Regions from separate parts of the Mus musculus genome. Here all the other regions are linked to region 3. The links are chromatin loops, found by intact Hi-C in ENCODE. Cell type or tissue: left cerebral cortex. All regions are shown on one strand.

Region 1 (8,000 bases), 52 kb after region 3:
AGCTACAATGGGATGAAAAGACACCATCATTAGATTAGGGTTTGTCACTTTGACCAATCCTGAGGCTTCAGTCCAGGGTAAGCAGGCCTGGCTGCATTAGGCATCATGTGGGGGGTGGGGGGTGAGTGATGAAGTAAAGGTGACTTCTATGAAGGTTGAGAAGACAGAGGAAGGGGCTGGGAGCCCAATTCTCTCTCTCCACAGGCTAATGCCACAGACTCACCCTTCTTGAACTAGGAAGGTCCCAAAGCCTTCCTAGTGACATCATCTGGGGCCCAAGCCTTCAGTACTTTGCAGGGCCACTCAAGATGCAAACTATGTGGACTAGAGAGATGGCTCCGTAGCTGCTCTTCCAGAGATCTGGTGTCTACTTCCCAGCACTTACATGGTGGCTCACAGCCTTTTTAACTTTAATTCCAGGGAGTACAACACCTCTTCTGGTTTCAAAAGGTAAGCAGGCATGCAAGTGATGCACAGACAAACATGCAATCCAAATACCCATACACACACACATAAAACAAAGCAACATTTAAAGAGCCAAACTGCAACAGCCATGAATGGATAGAGCAGGAGAGAAAGTGCCTGGGTTGAGGGGGAACCCTATGGAGGAGGCATGGCTTGAGTGAGGCTCCACAGGGAGAGCCACAGGCCTACCACAGGCTCTTTCCTTATTCTAGTAAACTTCCTGGGTTGTGCTCAAGGAAGACTATCCTCCGGGGTCGTAGCTCTTTCCTGGTAGCTCAGGCATGGAACAACTGGTTGGTTGGGAGGTAGGGTGACTATAAGTCACTGACTGGGGTGTAGGAAAGAGAAGCCCAGTTTTTAGGGCTTACACAAAGCCAGTAAACCTATACCAGGAGGTATGCAAGGATGCAGACACTTTGTGGGACCTGTGAGGTAGAATGTGCTGTGCACCCCCCACGCCCAGGAGAGATGGCTGTAGGCAGGCTGTGAACACTGACCTGGGCCAGCCCCTCTTCCCTGCCTGCTTCTCTACCAATGCCCACTTTGGCCCGCAGTCTGGCTTTCACCGTCTCTCCACAGCAGACAAAAGTGACTCCAAAGAGATGACTTTTTTTTTTTTTTTAATTGAGGAGGGAAAGTGCCCTTGGATCTAAGTTCTCTGATCCATCATTTCTAAAATGCCCAGAAAGGAGAATCTGACTTGTCCCTTCCTGAGCATCACAGCTGTGGTCAGGAAGTCTATTCTCAGAGAGGCAAATGTTCAAGGGGGTGGACCCCAGAGGCCCGGGAACTGTTCTGGCAAGCTGGGGCTGGGAGTCCTTCCCTGTTCCTTTCTCCCTCTGCTGCCCTTTAGTTGATACACACCGGAATCTATGTTTTCATTCTTCTGTGTAGTTATTAAATCCATAAATAAAGACTTAATCTCTGAAGCTCTGCCTTGTGAGTCTAGGCATTAAAGAGGGGGAGGAGAGATGCCGCAGCAGTTAGAATATCGGCTGCTCTTTGAGAGGGGACCTGGATTCAATTCCCAGCACCCACATGACACTCACAACCATCTGTATTTGCAGTTCCTGGGGTCCAACACCCTCTTCTGGTCTCTGTGGGCACCAGGCCTGCACAGCATACATCTAGACAAAACCATCCATATGCAGAAGACAAAGAGAAAAGTGAACTCATGTGTGGGAGAGAGCTTACCAGTCTTGGCAGCTGCAGCAGCAAAGGACGTGGCATCCTCTCCCAGGCTGCTGGCACCAAGAAGATTCCAACCAGATAAACAGGTCTTGCCCTCCAGCTGAAGAAAGGGCAGGCTTACGGAGAGCATGCCGTAAAGCAGCCAGACAGGCTGAATAGCAAGCCTTGGAGACCCAATGGAAAGGCCAGAAGGGACACTAGGGTAGTCTCAGCAGCTCTCAGAAGCTCTCAATTTTGACCTAAGCCAGCTAGAAAAATAGAGAGATATGAAAAGGGACACTCGCCGGGTGGTGGTGGTGCACGCCTTTTTAATCCCAGCACCATGGAGGCAGAGGCAGGTGGATTTCTGAGTTCGAGACCAGCCTGGTTTACAAAGTGAGTTCCAGGACAGCCAGGGCTACACAGAGAAATCCTGTCTAGAAAAAAAACAAAACAAAACAAAACAAAAACAAAACAAAACAAACAAACAAACAAAAAAGAAAGAAAAGGGACACTCCCAGGAGCCTCAGGACAGCTTCTGTACACGGCCAGGAAGAAAGGGGCCTGGAAAATCTGAGGCTGAAGGAGGAAGCCAGGGAAAGGGCTCTTGGTTCCTGACTAGCTCAGGTGTATCACAGAGGAAACCGGGACAGAGCTGATTCAATGCCTCTCTCTCTCTCTTTCTCTCTCTCTCTCTCTCTCCCCCCACTACCCCAGGCTCATGGGCCTCCAATTAAGTGGCGCGGACAAGCACTTCATTTTCCCTGGCAGGCACCAAGGAGGCAAGCACATTAAAGCAAAAAGAAGAGCTTTAGACAGTGAGACAGAAAGTTTGGGGGCCTGGAGTGGGGTGAGAAGGTCCTCTCAACCCTGACTTCTGCCGGCAGAGCACAGCTGGAGGACAGTATCTCCAGAGCTAGGGCCCTTCCTGGTTTTAAATGGTGGATGTCCTCTGGCCTGCAATTGGGGGAAAATGTGGAATTTCTTTGTGGGCTTTCAACTCACTCTCCTCCAGTAGGGTCTGGGTTTCCCAAGCTCTTTTAGCCAGCAAGAGGTCACAGCCTGTTTCAGCTAAGGGGGAGGCCTAGGAGATCTGGGGTGGGGCTGGGGGTAGGGAAGGCTGATTTTAATGATGGGATTCAGCTGCCAAGACTGTCTCCTTGAGCAGCAGATCGTTTCATTTGATGAATTTGGACAGTTCACGACATCTACCCACACAGCACCTCTCAGCTTCTGAAAGACTTCCAAAATAGCCCCCAGCCACTGTGCAAGAGCCAAAATGGGAAGGAAAAAAGAGAGGGGGGGGGGGGAGAGGGAGACCAAGTCCCTGCCCTTTCACATAAGTCTATGCAAGCCTTTCCAAGAAAATTTTCAAACAAATCAACGACAAAAAAACAAAAGTGAGTTGCTATTTTTTCTTTCCCAATAAGGATTCTGGCAAACGAAGATGTCACAAGCACACACCTGTTTGAAGGACCCAGGCTGTAGACAATGCAGCCATTTATTAAAGACACAGCCCATATACTTGCCTTTACTGATATTGCTTACATACATCACCTGAGCCAGCCTCATTAGGGGCATCAAAAAGGCACAGTCCCAGGCCCACCCTCTAGGCACGCAGCCACACTGGGAAGGGGGCAAGCTACTGCCATGTGCTCATACACGTGCAGTTGCAGTCACACAACACACTCGGAGTTCAGTGCCCTCCTCGGTCTTTCTCAAACCTAAAATCCCTTTCGGTCGCATGTACACAGCCTAACAAAGCCACTCATTTGTATACGTGCAGTCTCCCTGGGTAGCCCAGTCTCACACAGGTGCTCAGCCGCACAGCCATGCAGAGAGATGTGCACACGCACATTACACATGCACACAGCGCCACAGCGCCACTCTACACCTTGTCATCCCCTGGACCTGTTCTCCTCAAGGCCTCCACAGAGAATCCCCTCCTCCACAGCCCTCCGATATGCCCTGCGTTGCAGCCAGATGTTCCGTGGGCAGACCCCTCTATGGGCTGACAGGCGGTGATTACTGTTGCCAGCCCCACATTAGGAGAGAATTGAATGGGAGAGGGCCCCCACCCGCCTCAGGCTCCCTACAATAGCGCTTTTGTGAGGTGCTTTGCTGCCTTTCTTTCCTCTTCCTTACCAACCTACGTCAGGAGCAGCTCTGCCTGTGGAGAGAAGAAAGACAGACAAAAGGAGGAGTGTTGACTGATCCACCCCATCCTGGGTGGAAGGAGGGAGGGTTCTACTTGGGAGAGAAGGCTGTGTTCCTGTCCCCCTTCCTCCCTGGGTGATAATCCAGAAGGGCTGCCTGAGGTTAAACTCCCCCACTGACTTTTATCCATCAGCTAGCCTTATTTGTCTGGAAGTTGACCCTGGAGATGAGACCTGGGAAGGGACATCGTGCAGAGACCAGCAGGTTCCCAGAGATGGAATCCAAAGCCTCTTGCTCTTCCAATCCTTCCTGGATTGCCCCCCTGAAGTCGGGTGCACATTAGACCAACAGGGGTTAAGTTTCCAGGACTCCAGTTTCCAGGGCTGGGGTGGGAGGGTGCACAGCTGAGGGTGGAGAGAAGGAAAGTAGGGATGTGTTTGTTGGGGAGCTGGTGAGACAGACCAACATCTGGGATGGTCACTGCCCCTCCTCCCTGCCCAAACCGCAGACGCTGTGGCAGCAGGAAAATCGGAGCGGCTCAGACCAAGGATTGTGCAACCCAGACCCAGGAAGCCCCAGTGCTGGAGGTGGGAGTGGGGACTTGGGCTCAGAGACAGAATCCACTTCAGAGGTGAGGCTAGACACACATAGATACCGCACGCTGGTTTCTACACTAGATTCCACAGCTAGTAAGAGTCACTTTCTGGTTCAAAATCCACCAAGAGGTGGAATGGGAAGCCCTGGCTCTGGCTGGGCTCCAGTGTCCAGCAGTCAGAGGCTGAGTGCCATTGCTGGTTCTCTGCGGCTGCTGTGGAGCACATGAGTGTGGAGGGGGAGGCCTTTGTCCAACAGTGCCCCACAGTAAAATGTGTAACTAGAGAAGTTCCCGAGGGAGCTAAAGGAGGCCAGCCCAGCCCAGCCGTGGCTAAGGAGCAGAGACTGGGGCAGGAGGAAGAAGGCAGAGCCACGAGAACTCTGATCAGAGGGCTACCCCAAACACACCAGAGAGGAATGGTGGGTTTTCCTTTTAATGCAAACTGTTACCATACAAAGTGATGTGGGGAAAGCCCCATTCTCCCCTACACTGGAGGGGGAAGGGAGGGAGGGCAGCTTTGTCTCTGAGTTCTCTCCCTTCGGTCATACTGAGGGCAAGAATGCTGTCGCCTGCTGTCTGGGGTTGACCCTCTCCAAAGGACAGGGCTCTGAGTTTGGAACTAAACTTTGTGGACATAAGGCAGGAGTGAAGATTTAGGGTGTTTGTTTGCTGTTCAGTTCTAAAATGCTACCCAGGATCTGGAGTTCTGCATAAAACAGAGGGGCTTGAGAATTTGGTTGTCCTTTAGAAATTAGGGTATATGAGCTACCACCACTGGCCTTCGTTTTGAAGGATGAACTGCAGGAGAGCTCACAGGAATATAAATGTCTGGGCATAAGAATCAAGAGCACAAGGCTAGCTGCTTAAACTTCCTCCTCCTTCTTCTTCATCTCCAATTTGTAGACAATCTGGTAGCCATCATCCCAGGCATACAGCTGGCGCTCACGGGGGTTATAGCGAAGGCTGGCATGGGCACCATATCGGCGTGGAAAATAGGAGAGTGCTGCCCTTTCAGGGGCGAGAGTACCACTGGCATCGAAGGAACACTGAATACGAGCCCTACTGGCAGGGCGGGTGTTATAGACAACGTACAGGGTCCCACAGATGACAAACGCAGCCTCTGCGTTCTCTCTGGGACATGGTGTGTCCCACTGCTGCTCTGTGTCAAGTGTCTGTGGGTCTAACTTGGCTAGACACAAATGCCTGTCATCATCTCGAGTGGCATAGACAGCCCACAGGCCCTCCTCATCAGCTGCCAGGTCGATATATGTATCTGCTGTCAGGCCGTAGGGGGGTATCAGGCTCTCTGCAGGGAACACTGAGCTATCCACCACTGTTCGGTTTGCCAAGTGAAATTTGATCAGCTGCAGAGTGTTCTCCAATTCACCACCCCCTCCAGGTCCTCCAGGAGGCCTTCGAGCATAATAAAGGAAGCCACCGTACACCAGCTGCCCCGTGCCTACCCAGGGGAAGGGCACCCGAATTCGGGAAGCTTTCCGGGCAGCCATGGCAAGGGTGAAGTCACGCAGCCTTGGGAAGACAAAAGCCGTGTCGTTCTGGGTGCCGTCTAACACGTAGATCTTCTCTGCTGGCCCCAGCGGATCCTTGGTCCATAGGCCAACTGAACCACCAAACCGCTTCAGGATCTTCATTGACCTCACCTGAGCGACTGTGTAGCTACAGTCTGGTGGGGAAGAGGAGAAAGCACAGGAGAAGGAAACAGAGGCCAAGAGTTAGATGTGTATAACAGGAACTTCCCCCAGAGTGGGCCACCTGGGGAACAGAGACACACTTTTCCGTGCATGTGTCCACTCACGGAGGGTTGAGAGATGGAGTACCGATAAAGGACAGGCCTCTAGAAACTCTCAATGAATGTGTCATTCTGAAAGATAGAGCTATGGTGGCTTGGGACAAGAAGAAAAGCAGGAAAGGGGAGTTCTGAAACTGTCTGGACCTCTGTGAGATCACTTACCCGTCACCATATCGTATTTCTCATTTCTTCGGCCCTTGCCTTTGGCTCCAGGACCTCCAGTCACCTTCTCATCCAGCTCTACACAGGGCAAAGCTGGGTTCTGTGTCTCCAGATAGTCTACCTCCCTTTCAAGACGGTCCACTCTTCCTGAGATGGAGTCTGCTTCAGTTCTGAGGGTCTCCCGCTCCTTCTCTGCCACCTCCAGGAGAGGCAACATCTTGTTTTTGAAGTCCCGAAGCTCGGCAGCATGCCGACTACTCTGATCCTGGCATTGGGCCAGCCGTTCCTGAAGGGATCGGGGAGTCAGGAAGGGTGGGTTGCAGGTTTATAGCTCCCAGACAAGCAGAGGCCCAGCCAGGGAGTCAGGGCCAGGAAAGGGACCAGCTCAGCCATGCTCCCACAGCAGAGGAGACTAGTCAGTGGTACCATCCCATCCGAGGAACCTGGCTTAATTTGCCTGAATAAGAGTCCTTCACCTTGCGTTCTCAGTGATCTGAGCCTCCAGGAAATTAGGATGCTACAGACTTCAAATTGTCCAAAAGGGAGTAGATGTGGGGTGCGGGGAAGAAACGGACAGGAAGTTGCAGGCAGATTGCCTGGGAAACTTGAACAGTATAGCAGCATAGATGCAGCCCGATTCTGACTCTCATTTCCCCTGCCCCCTTATTCCATCTAATCTGAGGGAGCCGTGTTGCGTTTATTTGCTGGGCAATTGTCTTATGTTGGGGAAATAAAAGTCTGTAGTTAAGAGGCTACTCGTCATTAAGGACTTCTTACACAACCCGATCTTGTCACTCCCAGAGCCCTGACAGCTAGTTGCACCTATAGATGTGGACTCATCCTGGGTGAGAAGAGAAACAAGTCCCTCACCTCTAAGGCAGCTAGTCGGCGTTCCATGTACTCCACAAGGTGGTGCTGCTGTCCCTGAAGGGGTCCCGTCCATGACAAAAAGAAGAGGAGCAGCAGAGGAGCACTGGGCCCCATGGCAGCCTTAAGTGGGGCCAGAGGAGTGTGTGCATTCGGCCTCTTTCCCTCCAGCCCGTTAGCTCTGGGGGCGGGGCGGGGGCGGGGCCTCCTCCTTCCCATCTCTGGTGTCTCTCACTACTCTGGAATGCTTTCAGTCTCTTTACAACCCCCACCCCCTCCTTCCCGCCTGGCCTGATCAAACACAGATGGCCCCTTTGCACAGTCGCCAGAAGCCTTAACTACCAGCAACTTAGACTTGTGAGCTCCTCCGGAAAGGGGAGAGATGGCAATCTGGAGGCAGAGGCCTTCTGAAAAATGAGCAAGTTGCAGGAAGCCGAGACCCCCGGAAAACTCAGCAAACTCCATTCGTTTTAGGAGAGGGCTTCCAGTGCTGACTCGGTAAGAACCCAGCACCCTTCATTAACCTATCCCTTCTCCAGAAATAACAGAATGGATTTTCTGCCTTGTTCAGTGAAGCCAGAAACACAGGAGATGAGGTTTGAGGGGATGGGGGTTGGGGCAAAGGGAAGTCAACTTTCTATAGCTCATTGGCGCCACCTTGTGCTGAGCATTCTGGGGCCATCTCCCATGGCAAAGAAATCAGGCGAGGACTTCACCGTGTGGAGAATCTCAACCTAAGCAAGCCAAATCACAGGGCTCCCTATGGAGTACCAA
Region 2 (8,000 bases), 82 kb before region 3:
AGCTCAGTGGGAGCTTCTGTCTGTCTGATTGCCTTCACTAGATGCTCATTTTCCCTGCTGCTCCCTCAGGCTTAGCCCCATTATCCTCATTAGTCTCTGGCTGCACTGCTCGCTCTCTCCTGGTACCCTCTCAGAGTACCCTCTCCCTGGACCAATGGGTGGAAGCGCCCACCCTCATTAGATTCCTTCTATCTTGGTCAGGCAGACATTCCATATTGGAGATATATACATATACACATACACACACACACATATATATATATATATATATACCTCTCAGTGTCTAGCTCGGCATTCTAAAGCCACCAGGCTTTGACCTTCCTGAGACTACCTGAGGTACCAGGATTCCTCAAGCAGAGGACTAGAGACAACCCACCAAGCACCCAGGAAGGGTAGGCAAGTATTATTTACTAGGATTCCATCCCATATGAAGTCTTCACTAGGATCCTGATGGTATGGGAGGCGAGCCACATGCTCTGTGTCTGAGCCCTTCCTTCTGCAGAAGTAATGGATGTGCACCAACTATTCCATACCCTTCATTCCTGCCACTTGGGACCAGCAGCCTTTCTTGGCTACCTGGGGTTAGAGGTTTCCTATGTGGTGCTGTAAAACAAAGCTAATTGGTCCAGACAGGGCTGTGACCTGGCTTTAAGCGTAATTGCTCAATAGCGCTCTACTGGCCGTGGGTGTTCTTATTTCTAAAGCTGTCCTTTTGCAATAGGCCCTCCCTTGTAGCTTTGAGGAAAAGGCCTTATGATTGCCTGAGGCTCAGAGCAGTAAGACAGTTCCCCTCTTCCTGTGACAAGTCCCTTAGCATCTACAAGCCCTGCTGCCTGCGTGAGTTTGCCTGCTGCAGAGCCCTGCTTCCACTGGTGACCACAGCACAACCCAGACTTACCTCCCCCTACTCTTGCAACTTGCTGCAGCATAGAGCTGACTGGGTAAGCCCACACTGTCCTGTACCCAGCCCTATGCACCCCTCGTTAGTATACTATACCTCTCAATGGTATAAATAGCTAATCTTTGCCTTACACGGGAATGAATGGGAAGTCATTAGGCAACCAGCTCCTGCACCAGGCCTAAGCTCTGCTCCTCCAACACAGGTGCTCCACCACCTCTCTACCTTACTGAAGAGCACATATGTGCCTGTCTGCTTCTTCTGTCCTCTGATAACACACAGTGACATTTTTCCCTGGAGGGATGTTTCTTGGCCCTCTGGTCACTGTCACAATTTTGTGTTGTGTCCTCTAAATCCGCAACAATTCAGAGAGACCAGGGCCTTGGGGCAAACGAGTGAGCAGAATCACAACAGATTTGAGGTGTTGGGGCCATTTTGAGGCAGACTTCTTGTTTCCTGTGGTCCACAGTGTTCTGACTCTGATCTCATTCTTGGTCTTGGAAAAGGTCAGGGCTGGAACAGTCCTCAAAGATGATCTAGCCCAGCTTGCACCCGCCACAGATAAGCACATTAAGACTGTGGGAATCACATGACTTTCCCAGGTGACTGCATAAGCTACTGGGTAAGAGACCTAGATCTCACAGCCACTCTGTGTCCTTCCTGCCACCTGCCCTGACTCTAGTTCTTCAGAGGGACTTCTCTTGCCCTTTTTGTTTTCCTAACACCTCACGTTTGTCCCAAGGCTCCCATTCTATCACTGCCTATACAACGAGCTGCCAAAGGGTACAGAAGAAGGCAATATCAGCAGGTGAAACAAGACGAAAAAAGAAGCCAGTCACCAGTGTGCCTTTGTGCTGAGCCAGCATTAGCCCCTGACTCAAAACTTCCCCTGTGCATAAATATTAATACCTTGAGGGAGAAGGTGGCATATGAGCTACAGAGTCTAGGTCAGGCTGGCCCAATTGCTAGCATTCTTTTATGGCATTTGACATATCATTAAAGCAGTAGCCAGCCCTCACTCAATCCCCAAGCCCCCCAAGCCCCACGCCCATCTGATTCTCATTCATTCTCAGAAGTTGCCCCCCTCCCCCCAGTAACCATGCTTTTCCTCTCATGTCTGAGTTGATATCTACTTATTCTTCATGAATATTTCATTTTTTCCCTTTCTAGACAAAGTCCCTAAGGTCTTGAGTGTCTCTCTTGAGCTGTATTGACACTGAGGGTGGAGTGATTTCCATGGAATCCACTTGGCCTTGGGATGAAGGCCAGTTGCTGGGACTGGAGGATACTGTTAAGACCGTTAGCCTTATCTGGTCGGCATAGACTAACCTTTCGGGTAGTTTTCATGGCTTGAGAGATACTAACTTACGTCAGAGGTCTTCCATGTCTGTCATTTTAGAGTTCTGTCCCACTGAGGTTCTGAACTTGACATAGCCTAGACATCACCAGTGGGCGACTTTGAGAATGGTTTCTAATAACTGTTGTGTATTGTCAACTCAAGACATTTGGGTGGTGGGCGTGGAGGCGAGCTTTAGAGAAGCAAGAGGACAAACCTAGATGACTGGAATGTGTGGACTCGTGATTGCTGGTTTAGCGATAGCCACTCGGTCTCGAGTGTGACATGCTAAGTGCCAGAGACTAAACGTAATCCTCACTTCCTGTGGAGAATCCTCAGTTTCCGTGGACTTAGGCAGCCTGCTCAGGGTCACTGGGTGAGTGGTCGGGGTCATCCTGGGCGAGTTGACCTTCCTTTGATCTACCTCTCTGAAGCTGGCTAGAAGAAGGATCTCCCAAGATGCCTGCTTCTGTCTTGGAGCCTGTATATTCACAGCCCCCTCCCCTCCCCCAGCTTTCCCATTGTCAGAAATGTCATTTTCTCTGTCTCTGAAGACTCTTCCTTCAGTGACCCAGTCATTGTGTTCCTGGCCAGCTCCACACACCCTCGCCACACAAAGTGAGTGACAGTGTCACCTGGAGGAGTATTTACTCTACCAAGGCCTCATGGTGCCCCGACTGACGGCCACACCTCTCAGTGCGACCACACCCACCCTTCTGTCCCCCATCCTCCCCCCCCCCCCCGCTTCCCCAGTTCCAGGCTTCAAGATCAAATGCATAAACACACAGGACCCCTCTTTAGACTGCTGAGGATAGCTGAGCTTTCTCTCCCCAACCTCCATGTCAGCCTCCCCTTCCCATCAAGACACCATGGCATAAAATGAGGTTGCTACCTATTGCCATAGCCTGTTCCCTGCATCCTCACCAGGAGATTGTCTGTGCTTCTCAATGACATCGATTTCCTCGTATCACCTAAGCACTGTTGACTCTTGCAGGGCCACTTGGCTGCAGGTGGTGCAGGGGTCCCTGTTGGGAAGATGAATTCAACTGTACCTGAGACTGAAGGCAGGGGTACCCACTCCCCATCTCAGCCCATCCGGTACTGCTGGTGGCTGGCTGGGAGTCTGCTAGCTCTTACTCTCCAGCTGAGGCCTGAATGGGGTGGTGGTAGGGCAGGGGGACGGGTAAGAAGAGACCTCATAAGGTCTTTCCTGGGGATACAGCAGGGCTATGAGGAAACCACAGATAAATACGGCAAAAAGAGAGGGTACCAATTCCCAGAACTAGACAGAGAGTTACCAGAGAGAACCAAAGGAGTTACCGAGGGAGGAGCCTGTGAAGAGTCTCACCTTTGGGCGTGCATTTTCAGGCCTTGTCAGTTGATGGCCTGTGCTTACTTTCTTTTGGTCACTCTAGCACTCACAGCTCCTTTTTAGACCACCAGGTAAGTCCCAGAGACACTGGGAAAATCAAAAGAAGGGCTGGGGTCTAAATCTGGGCAGTTGTGAAGACAGAAGTATGTTGGTAGCCAGGATCAAAGATCAACTTAAAAGGAGGATTGCTGCTCCAGTGCCCTAGCACCCCGGCAAGCCTCCTTGAGGCCCCTCTGTGCCTCTGGAAGCCTCTGCCCAACTGGAATAACGAAGGCTACCTGTGTGGAAAGAAGTTGTCTTTGTCCCATCTGCACCAGACTGGCCAGGGGCTCCATCTCTCCCCTGGAGTCATGGTTGAGTCATCTTAGTGACACATTGGGCTCCGCCAACTTCAGAGGAGGAAAACAGCTCTGTGGTGTGTCATGACAATGTGAGACACATTTCTCTTCTGGAGAAGTTGGGGACAGGGCTGGCTTTGTGACTTGGAAGTGCCGCCCCCACACCATCAGCAGCGGTCTCCCGCTGAGTCACTCCCAAGGGCCCTGTGAGGAGGAGAGCTACATTGGAAAGAGCCCTACCACCCTGCTGAGACTGCCCTGTATCAAGACAGTCAGTCAGCTGCTGCTGAGAGGTGGCCGGCAAGCGGCAAGCAGAAACGTGCTGGGAAGGGCACAGAGCAGCCAGCACTTGTGCCCAGAGGCCACCATGCATGTGCAGCTCTCTGCAGCTCGAAAACTGAGGCAGGACAGGTTGCTTTGGCATCTTGCAGGTGGAGATTAAGGCTCTGGGTGGCTTCTAAGGGGAATTTATGAAGACCAAACTTTCTTCCTGTTTCTAGTGCTTTGGGGTAGGATTGTGCTATGCCAGGAAATGCAAACTGTGGATGCCTTAATAATTCAGTCTTGCTGACAAGGCAATTCTCATTCTCTCTCTCTCTCTCTCTCTCTCTCTCTCTCTCTCTCTCTCTCTCTCTCTCTCTCCCTCTCTCTCTCTTCCTTTCCTCCCTCTCTCCCTCCCTCCTCCTCCCCCACCAAGGCTGGGCAGACACCCAACTCTCTTCAGGGAATTAGTGTACCCTAAGGAAAAATATTCCAACCTGATTTGGAAGGTTTTGTTTTGTTTTTTAAATCAGAGAAACTCTGGCTGAACTCTGTTTCCATTTGATGAAATAGGAAAGAGGAGTTAACATGAGGGTACGTGCACACACACAACCCCTTCACATGAGTACCACATTGGGGAATCAATGAGAGACCCCCCACTTTCTCACAGTGAGAGAGAGAATAGCCCATTTCACTCTTTCCTCCCAGGGGACTCCAGCCACCTCAGAGAGGGATGGTTTTGGTAGTAATGAAGCATACTTGGAAGAAGAGAGTTTCTAGGGGCCCTTGTGTCCTGGGAAATGGGTATCCTATCAGTAGCCAAGAGAGTGGTTTTAAGCCTCACACTGCATCCACAGAGCCTTGTGTCTCACAGGTGATTTCAAAGGAGGATAAAGCTTACCCTCCCCCATCATGGCCATGGGATGCTGATAAGGGAGGCCAAAGTCGGCCAAGCCGTACTCAGGGTTTATGAGGTCTGGGAAGGATTTTGGTATGGGCGTAGACTCAGTGCCAGCAGTTCCCAAGAACTTTTGTGAGCATGGTTCTGACCCTGCCATGCAGGGCTTGAAGCTGTCCTTGCTTGTGTGGCCTCCAACAAATATTATCCGCTATTCCCTCAGTAACCAGATGTGGAAAACAACCACTGCCACAGGCCTGAAATTAGAGACTAGAGACCCTCAGTGAAGGAGAGGGGCTTCTCAGGTTATGGTCACGGTTCACTGCTCCTGAATCTAACAACAATAACACCTAATATGTTTATAAAGAACTTTTCAAATACATGGCCTCACTTCACCTTCTCAATACAGGAAGAAATCCATTTTGTAGATGAGAAGAGCTGGGGCAACTCCCTGGAGCCACATAGCTTTAAAGTGATGGAGCAGAGAAGCAGGATTGAGATCAGTTTCTCATTTGTTTATTTATTCATTCATAAAGCCTTACTCGCTTACGCACATAAAGGCTGGCCTGGGTCTCACTACATCACTGGGCTGGCCTGGGTCTCACTATATCACTCAGGTTGGCATGAAACTTGCAACAATCCTCCTGCCTCAGCCCCATAAAAGCAGTACTGGTAGATACGAGGCACCATACCTGTCTGAATAATTTAGGTGCTATAAAACCCTAATATATTTTTTATCTTCCTTTGCCTTAAGGTAAATGGTTACATACTTATTTTAGATATTTTGGAAAGAAAGAAGAAAAGAGAGGGAAAGAAGCGAGGAGAAAGGAGAAGGTAGATAATATTTTTCACAAAATCCTCTGTTGTTAAAAGGCCATGTGAATGCAGTAGAGTCAGGGAGGTGCTCTAGAATGCTCTCGAAAGAGGTTCAAATCTGTGATGTTGATGCACCAGCTGGATGAGGCCTAGAAGTTTCTAGAATTAAGTAATTCTCAAAAAAAAAAAAAAAAAAAAGCCCAGAAAGTAAGACTGGAAAGATGTCTCTTCAGATTTGCTGCTGTTCTCCCAAAGAACTTGAATTCAGTTCCCAACACCCATATCAGGCAGCTCACAACTCCCTGTGCCTCTCCTGGGCTCTGCACACACATGGCACACACACACACACACACACACACACACACACACACACACACATTTAAGAATGCCATAGGGAAGGCAATGATGTATTATTAAGAGCAGAAGAAAGGAGGTGGGCAGGTGGGTAGGCTCACACAAGTGGGGCAGTGAGACTGGGCTGGTGGCCACCATAGGCCATAGCTACTGTTCCCTTGTAATCAGAATCCTGAGGTGTTAGGCCACTGGTCTCCTCTTACCAGATGATAAGGCCTCCTACAACCTCACAAGGAACCATCTCCAGCCAGATAGCTTTTTAGTGGGCAGAGTTTCCGGTGAGCCGTGCCTGAAGAGCAGGTAGCTTGAATCTGTCTTTGAGTTTCTTTGTACCATGCAACTCTTTTTCTTTTTTTTAAGATTCATTTATTTACCTTATGTATATGAGTTCACTGTAGCTGTACAGATGGTTGTGAGCCTTCATGTGGTTGTTGGGAATTGAATTTTAGAACAGCTTGCTTTGGTCAACTCTCCTTCTTCAGTCCCTGCTTGCTCTGGCCCAAAGATTTATTTATTATTATACAAAGTACACTGTAGCTGTCTTCAGACACCCTAGAAGAGGGCATCAGATCTCATTATGGGTGGTTGTGAGCCATCATGTGGTTGCTGGGATTTGAACTCAGAGCTCTTACCCGCTGAGCCATCTCACCAGCCCGTACCATGCAACTCTTGAGTATCTTCTCAGGGACACAGCTCTGGGTCCCAGGGAGGCAGCACTGTTTTTCCCAAGCTGGGTCAACTATTTGTGATGTTGATAATTCAGGAACAGGGATCACATCTTGCTATCAGTAACAACAAGCTAATAAGACAACCTTGTTTCTAGCACACTGCTGAATCTACAATACCTTTTTAACCTGTATTGTTTCGCTTAATCCTTAACAAATTTTTATACAAGGCATTATCCTAGTTTTGCAGATAGAGACAATTAAGCTGAGAGAGACTGGTTGTCTGAGCATGCAGGGAAATAAGAACTTTCATTTATTTTGTTGTCACTTTGTAGCTAGCACCCAAGACAAAAGCAAGATTAAAGATGTGCTTAAAACCTCATGCAACTGTAGCAAAAGGACACGTGAAAGGATGTCAGATGGAATCCTGCTGGGGCCTCCAGACAACAGGCACACCCTGCCTTCACACACTGCTGAGCTGGAGGCCTTACATTTGACTTGAAGCATCTGGCAGCTAATGCAGAGAGGGAAACATAGGCACAGAATTCAGCATCCATTAAGTAAAATAAACCAGATGCTAGGAAAAAAAAAAATGGTCCTAGAATTGGAGGCAATGGGAAAAACAACACATCAGCATGGGGTGGTTCAGAGCTCACGTTTTGAATTCTGAAACTTTATTCATCTCATTAAGACTCAGTTTCTTCATCTGTAAAGTGGGAGTAATCATAGCTTCAAATTAGCAAAGTTTCGGGCTAGCTAAAGCAAAACTCTCAATAAACCAAACAAAAACAAAAACAAAAGAATTTCATTTATTAGGCATGTAGTAGCACACATCTGTAATACAAATGATGGAAAGATTAAAGCAAAAGAATCATGGCAAGGTCAGGGCTAGGCCAAGGCTAGCCTAATCTACACAGTTGTTCCACACTAGCCAGGACTGCACAGAGACACCCAGCTCAAAAACAAACAAACAAAAATCATTTATTTTCACATAAAAAAATTTATGAGCTGGTTTTAAAGGAAGTTTAAATTTCATATCATTGTTATCATAACTAATTGCTA
Region 3 (8,000 bases):
TGAGGATCCTACTTCAGGAAAAATAAGAGAGCAGTTTATTCTAAGCCAAATATGAGGGATGACGGTCCAGGATGATAGAAGCCACTCTGAGTCACCATAGAAGAGGTTATGTGAACTTGAACAGACACAGAACAGGAGAAAGTAATAAATCAGTAGATATGATTACCAGTCTCAGGAGCAGGAGTGTCAGGCAGGCTGGTGGCAGCAGATTGGAGGAGTCTCTTTGTATTACCTTCTCGTCACTGTGACAAAACTCCCGATAGAAGTGGCTTACCGAAGGAAATACTTAGATACAGACATTTCAAGTCACGGCTGGCTGGCTTTGAGCCTGAGGGGAGGGGGGCTCCCATAGTGACAATAGGACTTAGTCAGGAAGGGTTGTTCACCTCACAGCATGCAGAACACCAATAAACACAACTTTCCAGGCCATGCCCCAAGTGATCTACTTCCTGGGGCCATCCCTACCTCCTTTTTTTCTCCTACCTCCAAACAATAACGACAGATTAGTAATCTACATGGAAATTAGCCGTGGACTAGGTCAGAGCCCTTAAGATCCAATTACCTCCCCCAGACCCATCATCTGGCAGCCCTCAGTCAGCTCCTGAGTCTTTAGGGCAGACAGATGGGGTGATGGTTCACATCCAAGCTGATAGTACTTAGAAACTGCTTTTGCTATAAAGCAACTCGGGTTGACAGGTTTGGAGTTCCAGGGGGGTCACTGAGGCAGGTGGGTAAGAGATTTATTAGAAGAGTTATTAACTCCACAGACAGACAGACAGACAGACAGCAGCATGGTGGGACACCTTAGGAGAGTTCAGGCCCCTGTGACAGAGTAGAGGTCCCCTTCTTTTTTAAAAAAATAATTTATTTTTATTTTATGCACATTGCTGCTTTTGCCTGCACGTATATGTGTGTGAGGTTGCCAGATCTTGGAGTTACAGACAGTTATAAGCTGCCATGTGGGTGCTAGAAATTGAACTAGGGTCCTCTGGAAGAGTAGTCAGTTCTCTTAACCGCTGAGCCATCTCTCCAGCCCCAGGGGTCCCCTTCTTACAGGCTTGGGGGAAAGGAGGGTAAAAAGGAGATTAAAAAGTTTCCTTTTTTTGGCCTGCTGATGGTCATTGCTAGAGGTAACCATGGAATGGTGAGTTTAAGAACGGCAAGTGATGGATAAACACCTTTCCTGGCAGGCTGTTACTAGGGGTTGATAGGGTGGGCAAGGCAGAAGCCAGCTGCTTAGTTCTAGGAATCAAACTACTTCTGTTTCTGGAATTGTCATAGTTCGACAAAAATGGAAGAGCGTTACTAAATGGTGTGGCCCTGGCTGACGACGGTAGCTAAAGCAGCACAAACATCTGCCACCAAGGTCTGGGTTTTGTGTCTCTGCCTCCTTTATTTTGGCAGAAAATACAGAGGTAAGTCATTACCCTTAACCTTTCCTCTTGAGCCACACCTTGTATTCCCAGAACAGGTCGGCCCAAATGGGGGTGATTTTCCATGCTGAGGGGGCGGTGCCCTGGAGCAGAAGGATGAAGCTCACGAGAACCAGGTTGCTCCCATCAAGCAATGTTGGTCGTAACAACTTCAGGACCAGCTCACACAATCAGAACAGAGGCAGGATCCATCAGACCACATCTTAACCAGGGTTGTCTATTAATGTGGACCTTTCAGTTCCTACCCTAAATTTTTCTCTACTGAAGCCTAAAGTTTGTGTCACTAGGCCCCATCACCTGCTCCACCTCCCAATGTGCCACACTGACTCAATCTCTTCACCCCGCTTTGCACTATTAGTCATCTCTTTAATAAGCTTATATGAGGATGGGAGGCCCAGTCAGCATTTTGAGGATGTTGGAGCTTAGGCTTTTTCCATAAACTCCAGTTACAAAACTGCCACAGTCCTCTTCAGGCGTCAGATGTTATCATCACAGCACTGTTAGCGTCAGCCTTCATGGAGGTTAAGCTTCATAATACATTCCGGAAAATGTATCTGTCAGTCATGAGAATGTTAAGTCAGAATCAAGAGTTAAAGTAGTTGACTATAAGAGGTCCTAAGATAGTCCAAGATAATTTTGACTTGGACCTATAGCATCCCTTGTCTGCACAGCCACAATGTCTCCAAGGTCAAGTCCAATGTCATGTAGTCTGCCAGATTCTTAATATAGATACATTGTCTTCAGAGAACTTCAACTACCATGCTCTGTTCCCTAGGACCACATGATTCGACATGTGTATGGTTGGAAGCCTGAGATAAGGGGATCCCCCACTGACAAGAGGAATGACCTTGAGCAAGTCACAGAACTCCCCCCTCATGAGATAAGGATCTCACTTCATAACCCAGATTGGTCTTAAACATGTGCTCTCCCTGATACAACCTCCCAAGTGCTAGGATTATGAGAATTTGCCACCACCTCTCAGTACTCAGAGAACATTTTAATCCTTTGGTGCCTCCTTAGTATTATTGTGAGGGTTAAATAAAACCATCAGCGTAAAGGAACTTAGAATAGAGTAGGTCCTCAAATGACGGCTACTATCCTTGCATATAAAGGAACACAAGGACCAGGTGAGCATCCCTCATTCTCCAACCCTCCTCTTGGTCTCACTTAGCCCTCTCTACAGCTTCCTTAAAAGCCTTTCTTCTGTTGGGGTATTAGGTACTTTCCTAGTGTCATGATAGAACACCATGGCCAAAGCAACGTATAAAAGAAAGCATTGAACTGAGCTTGCTGTTTTAGAGAGTTAGAGTCCATTTGCTCTGCCACCTTGAGTGTGGCACATGGCAGCAGGATCAGTTGAGAGCTCACATCTTGATCCACAACCACAAGGTAGAGAGAGCTCCCTGGGAATGGTGTGGGCTCTTGAAACCTCGAAACCTGCCCCTAGTGGCATACCTCCTCCAACAAGGCCACATCCCCTTAACCCTTTCCAAATGGTTCCATAAACTGGGGACCAAGTGTTCAACCATATGAACCTATGGGGGCATTCCTCATTCAAACCACCACAATTGGGCTGTTCTTCCCCTCCCATTAGTTACTCTTCTCACCACTGTGACCATGAAACCACACGAGAAGCAACTTAAGTTGGGAAGGGTTCATTGTGGCTTTTAGGGATCCAGTCTATCGTGGTGGGGATAGCATGGCTGTCGATTGGTCACATTCCATCCACAGTCAGGTAGCAGAGAAAGATGAATGCTAGTTCTCAGTTCACTTTCTCTGTTTTACTCACTCCGAGACCCCAGCCAATGGGATGATCCTTCTCATATTCAAGGTGTGTCTTCTCTCTTCCATTGAACCTTTCTGGAAACATTCTCATGGTCACACCCAGAGGCATGTTGCCATGGTGATCCTAAAGCCCATCATGTTGACAATGGAGATCACTCATCTTGGGAGGGAGCAAGACTCACCCATTTTCTTCTTGGTCCTGCTACTCATTGAACTTATGAGCAGGAGGTCTTCTTAGCACTCAGTTCTCAGCTGAGAACAACTCCTGTGTGTTGAGGGAGGAGGCACAGGAATTGTTTCCACTGTATTTCTGGGTTTCCCTACAACAAATGCTACAGTCTGCTTTTCCCTGGATGACCTGAAAGTAAACACTGTTGGCTACAAAAACAACCAAATTCCTTCCAGAGCCTAGGATAGATAAGGAATGCACAGCATTCCCGTTAACACAGCCTTGATCCTACTTTGGGAAATTATCCCCATCTTATGCTACAGGGACATTTGCATCGTGATCAGCTTAGTTTTTAGTGCCACGTATCACCCTGTTAGCCCAAAAAGGCTTCCACCTGAAGCAGAAGGCTAATGATGCCGCTCCCTTGGCACAGTCTCCCTCTCCACAAGTTCTCCTTCACTAATAGTTGTTTTTCTTGCTGCACATCCCAACATGCGCGTCCATCTTCCTACTGTGAAGCTCAGCCCCTTGTGGGAACTCCCACTCAGCCTTGTTTTCCAGCCTGTGAGGCACTGTTTGGTCTCAACTCACTGCACAAATGACTAACACTTCCTAAACTCAGAGATGAATCAGCCAGGTTACCAGCTCCTGCCATCCTTCACACAGGCCCGCTGACCTCCTCCAGTGTCAAATGCAGTGCAGCGCAGCCCAGCTCAGCCTGGCCCTGGTTTCCTGGAAATGCAAATGCATCTTGTCCCTGTCTGCCCACCCAGAATGTACTCAAGCCCACATTTCCAGACCAGGGCATCCCAGGTTTGGGTTTTTCCCTTCTTATTTTGCTTTTACTCTTTTGCTGTACAGCACTAATGAAGCCATCTTCTGCAATGTTCAATCCCCATGTCTGACTATAACAAGATCTGCCCACAACTGAGCAATACAACACACCCCCACATCCCATAGAGAACCTTTGCAATCTATTATATTGTGACACCACAGTTCTCTAAAAAAAATTTTTTTAAACACACAATAACAACAAATAAAATTCCTTCCAGGGAAAGAGAAAGCTCACTCCCACTTCACAGACACCCCCTTCTCCCCCCCCCCCCCCCGTGAGAATTAATCTACCTAAATCTCAAAGCCTCAAAGTTCTGGGCCTAGCCAATAGCCAAGCGCCTGTAATGGGCTCCCCAGCTCACCCCACCTCACCATCCGCCCCAATTTCTTCAATCTGCTCAGCAACCAGAGCCATTAAATCTAGAAAACTAATTTGCAAGGAAAACAATGAAAAGGGCAATAGTTTCTCGGTCGGATTCTAATGTAAAGTCCCACCAGGACTGGAGCGTTGTAAAGCCCGGGGAGGGGTGCCTGGAGAGAACCAACGATTAACACTCAAAGCCCCAGCGCTTCGGAAGCTGACCCGATGCAAAATGGAAATCTGCCCTATCCCACGGGGGCCAGCACTCAGGTTCACATTATTTATCCTGCAAACCGAGTTGCTAATAGCAAGCAATCACCGGCTTGCTCCCCCGCAGATCAGGGGGAGCCTGCAGAGTTTGCAGAGCCATCCCAGGACACCTGTCTGGGTTACTTAGGAGCGGTGCTGTTCGGGAAAGGGAAAGGCAGGGAATAAAGCTGGAGAGTGGGAGGAGAGGACGAGCCAGAAAGGCCAGGAGGGGCTGAGCCGCAGGGAACGCAGCTGGTGGTCTTTGCCCAGCCCCTATAGACAGCTGACCTTGGTGTGTGTCGGGGTGGGGGTGGGGGTCGACTCTGCCATGGTCTGTTCCCCAGGGATGGGGGTGGCACTCGGAGATTGGTAGATTCACCTTGAGTCATCCAATGAGTCACTAGCAGAGGGCAGAAATAGATCTTATGAGCCACTGTTCTTGTCACAGCATCTTGTTTCTGCAACCAAGACTCCTAGGAGGGGAGGGATCAGAGTGCTGCACACAGCCAGGCTGGTTCATTTGATGAGAGGACTTCTTCCCAAGTCTGCTCCCATTCCCAAGGGAAGTGATTAAGAGCCAAGAACCAAATCAAATTCTCTGGCCAAGTCAGGCACTCTCTTCACATCAAGTACACCTGTTAGCCATCCCTACCGAGCAACGTCAAGTCCAGCTGGGATCCTCAGCTCTCGTGGGAAGCACACGCATCCGGGAAAGTTTTCTCTTTCCTCTTAACTTGTAGTCTTTTAGGGCTTAGGACAGAAATACAGCTGTCTACCTGACATCCCATACCTTCAGCCCAATGTCTTCAGAAAGCAGATGTAATCTTGTTAGGTACCCATTCATGGCTTTGTACTGTTTGGAAACTTAGCCTTTATTATTATTCAAGTACAGTTGGCTTTGGAAAAAATAGTTTGTTCTCAGTTTTCAAGAAAAAAGCAATCTGCCACACTATCCAGAGCCACATGGGGACACCTATGGGCATTCAGGAATAGGTAGGAACAGAGGGGAGTCCCCCTAAAGTCCTCTGCAGTATGGACCCATTGAGTAACCAGGTGTAGAATTAACTACATTTCAGCTTAAGCTGGAGCCTAGACACTGTTCCCAGTTGCCTCCTGGCTGACCGTGAGGAGATTAGAGCAGGTGGAGGGAGGTCCAAGGTGTGAAAGCCTGATTTTTAAAAAAGTATTTTGGAACATGGACTCTGCATTGGCTGATTTGTGCACAAACAGACCTGAGCAAGCAGTTTACGGTGTCTGATAACTGAGTGGTCATAGAAGGAAAGGTTTCCAAGAGACAGCAAAGCCCCCTGGGGACAAGGCATTTGTCAAAAGAACATCACAGGTGCTGCAATTACCTTTGTAGATGCTGCAACCATTTTATGACCCTAAGAGAAACCAGTTCTGGAGAAACTAACACCAGCACAGTCCCTAGGCCCAGCCTCTGATGTTCTCACACCATGAGCTAGCAATTGCCTTCCTGCTTCAGCTGCTTCTAGTCCATCAGTATTCTATACTAAAAATACCCTAAGACCATCTTTTCAGCTTACTCTAAGATCTGCCTGTGTTCTTGTTGCACTAGATTTGTTTATGTTGTTGAACTAAAATTGCTCTTTAGAGAATGAGTTTGATGTTTAAATTTACTTCACCCCACCCCAGCCACACCCCCATCCTCACCTCACCTCATCCCACCCCACACTCACACCCTCCACCCCAACCCCCTCCCCACCCTCCCCTCTCCCACCCCACCTGGGGATTACAGGAGCTGCAGATGGCACAGAGTGTGGCCCATCACATTATTTTCCAGTTTTGAAGGGCTTGGCCTCACTTGTTGCTATAGAATCTTTCCAAAATCACATAGAAACAGAAGACCGGTATTCTGAAACTAAGAAGATGGTAGCATCCCATGTATGACTCCTGGCTCTTCCCTTGAAGCTGCAGTTGGCCTTAGGTGGGTGACACTCTTGGAGAGAGGACATGATTCAGTATAGGTGAAGGAAGTGAAATATAATTCTATTCAACTGCAAGACCAAGTCAGAGCAATCGAGAGCCACTACCTGAGAGGACAGGGTTTCCTAAGGCTGCAGGGACAACAGATTTGTGGTAGAGAGCTTAGGTAGAGCACCCAAGGCATGGAATTCACATCCTCAGAACTGAAGGAGCACACACACACACATGCTTGCACAAACATGCACACGCACACATACACTCACATACACGCTCACACACACAAACATACACACATGCACACACACATGCACATGCACTCATACATACACACACATTCACGCTCACACACATACAAACATACACACATGCACACACACATACACACATACACACATGCACACACACATACATACATGCACACACATATATACACATACACACAAATATGCACACACACATACACACACAAACATGCACTAATACATATACACACAAACATGCACACATACAGAAACACACACATACAAACACACACACAATCATGCTCACACACACAAACATACACACACATAGGAACATGCACATACGTGAACACATATACACACACACACACACACACACACACACCAATGTTTTGGGATGAGCACTAGCCACTGTCCAGATATGTGACCTCTGCCAAATCACATCACAATTCTAGGCTTCAGTCTCCTCAACCATGAAATATGGGAATTGAACTAAATTATTTCTGGTCACTTCAGATTCACTTTAAAAATCTTATGATTCTAAATATAAACAGATCGCCTCAACCTTTAAAAAAAAAAAAAAACTAAATGTCAAGCACATGAGATCATAAGAACCAGTAGTAGATGGTTTTGTTCTACCGAGATAGAAAGGCTAGTGCTGTCCATCACGTTAATATTGTTATCATGGGTTGGAATCGGCCTCTTTTCCCCAATCTCCAGCACTTCTAACGGTGAGCTTAGTTGGGAATACGGCTGCTGCAGATATAACTGGCTAAGACAAGGTTGTATGGCCATGTTGGAGTAGGGTCAGCATTTACTCTAAAATGAACGATGTCTTTGCTGGGCCTGGTAGCTCACTTGTAATCCCAGTACTGAGGCAGGCAGGTTTCTGTAGGTTTGAGGCCAGCCTATGCTACATAATGAGTTCAAGGCCAGCCAGGACACACAGTGAAACGTTATTTGATGGTTATTTATTGTCA

The links. Hi-C counts contacts between places; a loop is a spot of excess contacts. Peaks named below come from ENCODE experiments on the same cell type or tissue, not always from the same donor. Only the 100,000 strongest peaks of a DNase experiment are listed, where the experiment ranks them.
Region 1: a loop joins it to region 3, with 4 times the contacts of the local background. A loop is called at or near these places in 6 of 42 quality-filtered maps.
Region 2: a loop joins it to region 3, with 6 times the contacts of the local background. A loop is called at or near these places in 2 of 42 quality-filtered maps.

Annotation. Positions count from the first base shown.
Region 1 is chr3:103,730,593-103,738,592 of GRCm38, forward strand. Olfml3 (olfactomedin-like 3) reads right to left here and starts at 7,409. Exons shown (of 3, transcript NM_133859.2): 1 at 7,230-7,409; 2 at 6,360-6,645; 3 at 4,802-6,071. The coding sequence starts at 7,343. The coding sequence ends at 5,251. It overlaps LOC108168889 (a long non-coding RNA gene), which reads right to left and starts at 2,005. Exons shown (of 2, transcript XR_001783950.1): 1 at 1,660-2,005. In left cerebral cortex, CTCF peaks have their summits at 3,506, 7,270 (motif pointing right) and 7,892 (motif pointing left); DNase peaks (open chromatin) are centred at 3,601, 4,444, 6,659, 7,318 and 2 more places; H3K4me3 peaks cover 2,009 bases; H3K27ac peaks cover 3,880 bases.
Region 2 is chr3:103,597,106-103,605,105 of GRCm38, forward strand. All of the region lies in intron 3 of Syt6 (synaptotagmin VI), which reads left to right. Among named protein-coding and RNA genes, the nearest start is that of Syt6, 26 kb to the left of the region's middle. In left cerebral cortex, no CTCF peak of the experiment used is centred here; DNase peaks (open chromatin) are centred at 4,074 and 4,589; H3K27ac peaks cover 244 bases.
Region 3 is chr3:103,678,653-103,686,652 of GRCm38, forward strand. No RefSeq gene overlaps it. Among named protein-coding and RNA genes, the nearest start is that of Olfml3, 55 kb to the right of the region's middle. In left cerebral cortex, no CTCF peak of the experiment used is centred here; DNase peaks (open chromatin) are centred at 3,992, 4,980 and 5,263; H3K4me3 peaks cover 500 bases; H3K27ac peaks cover 601 bases.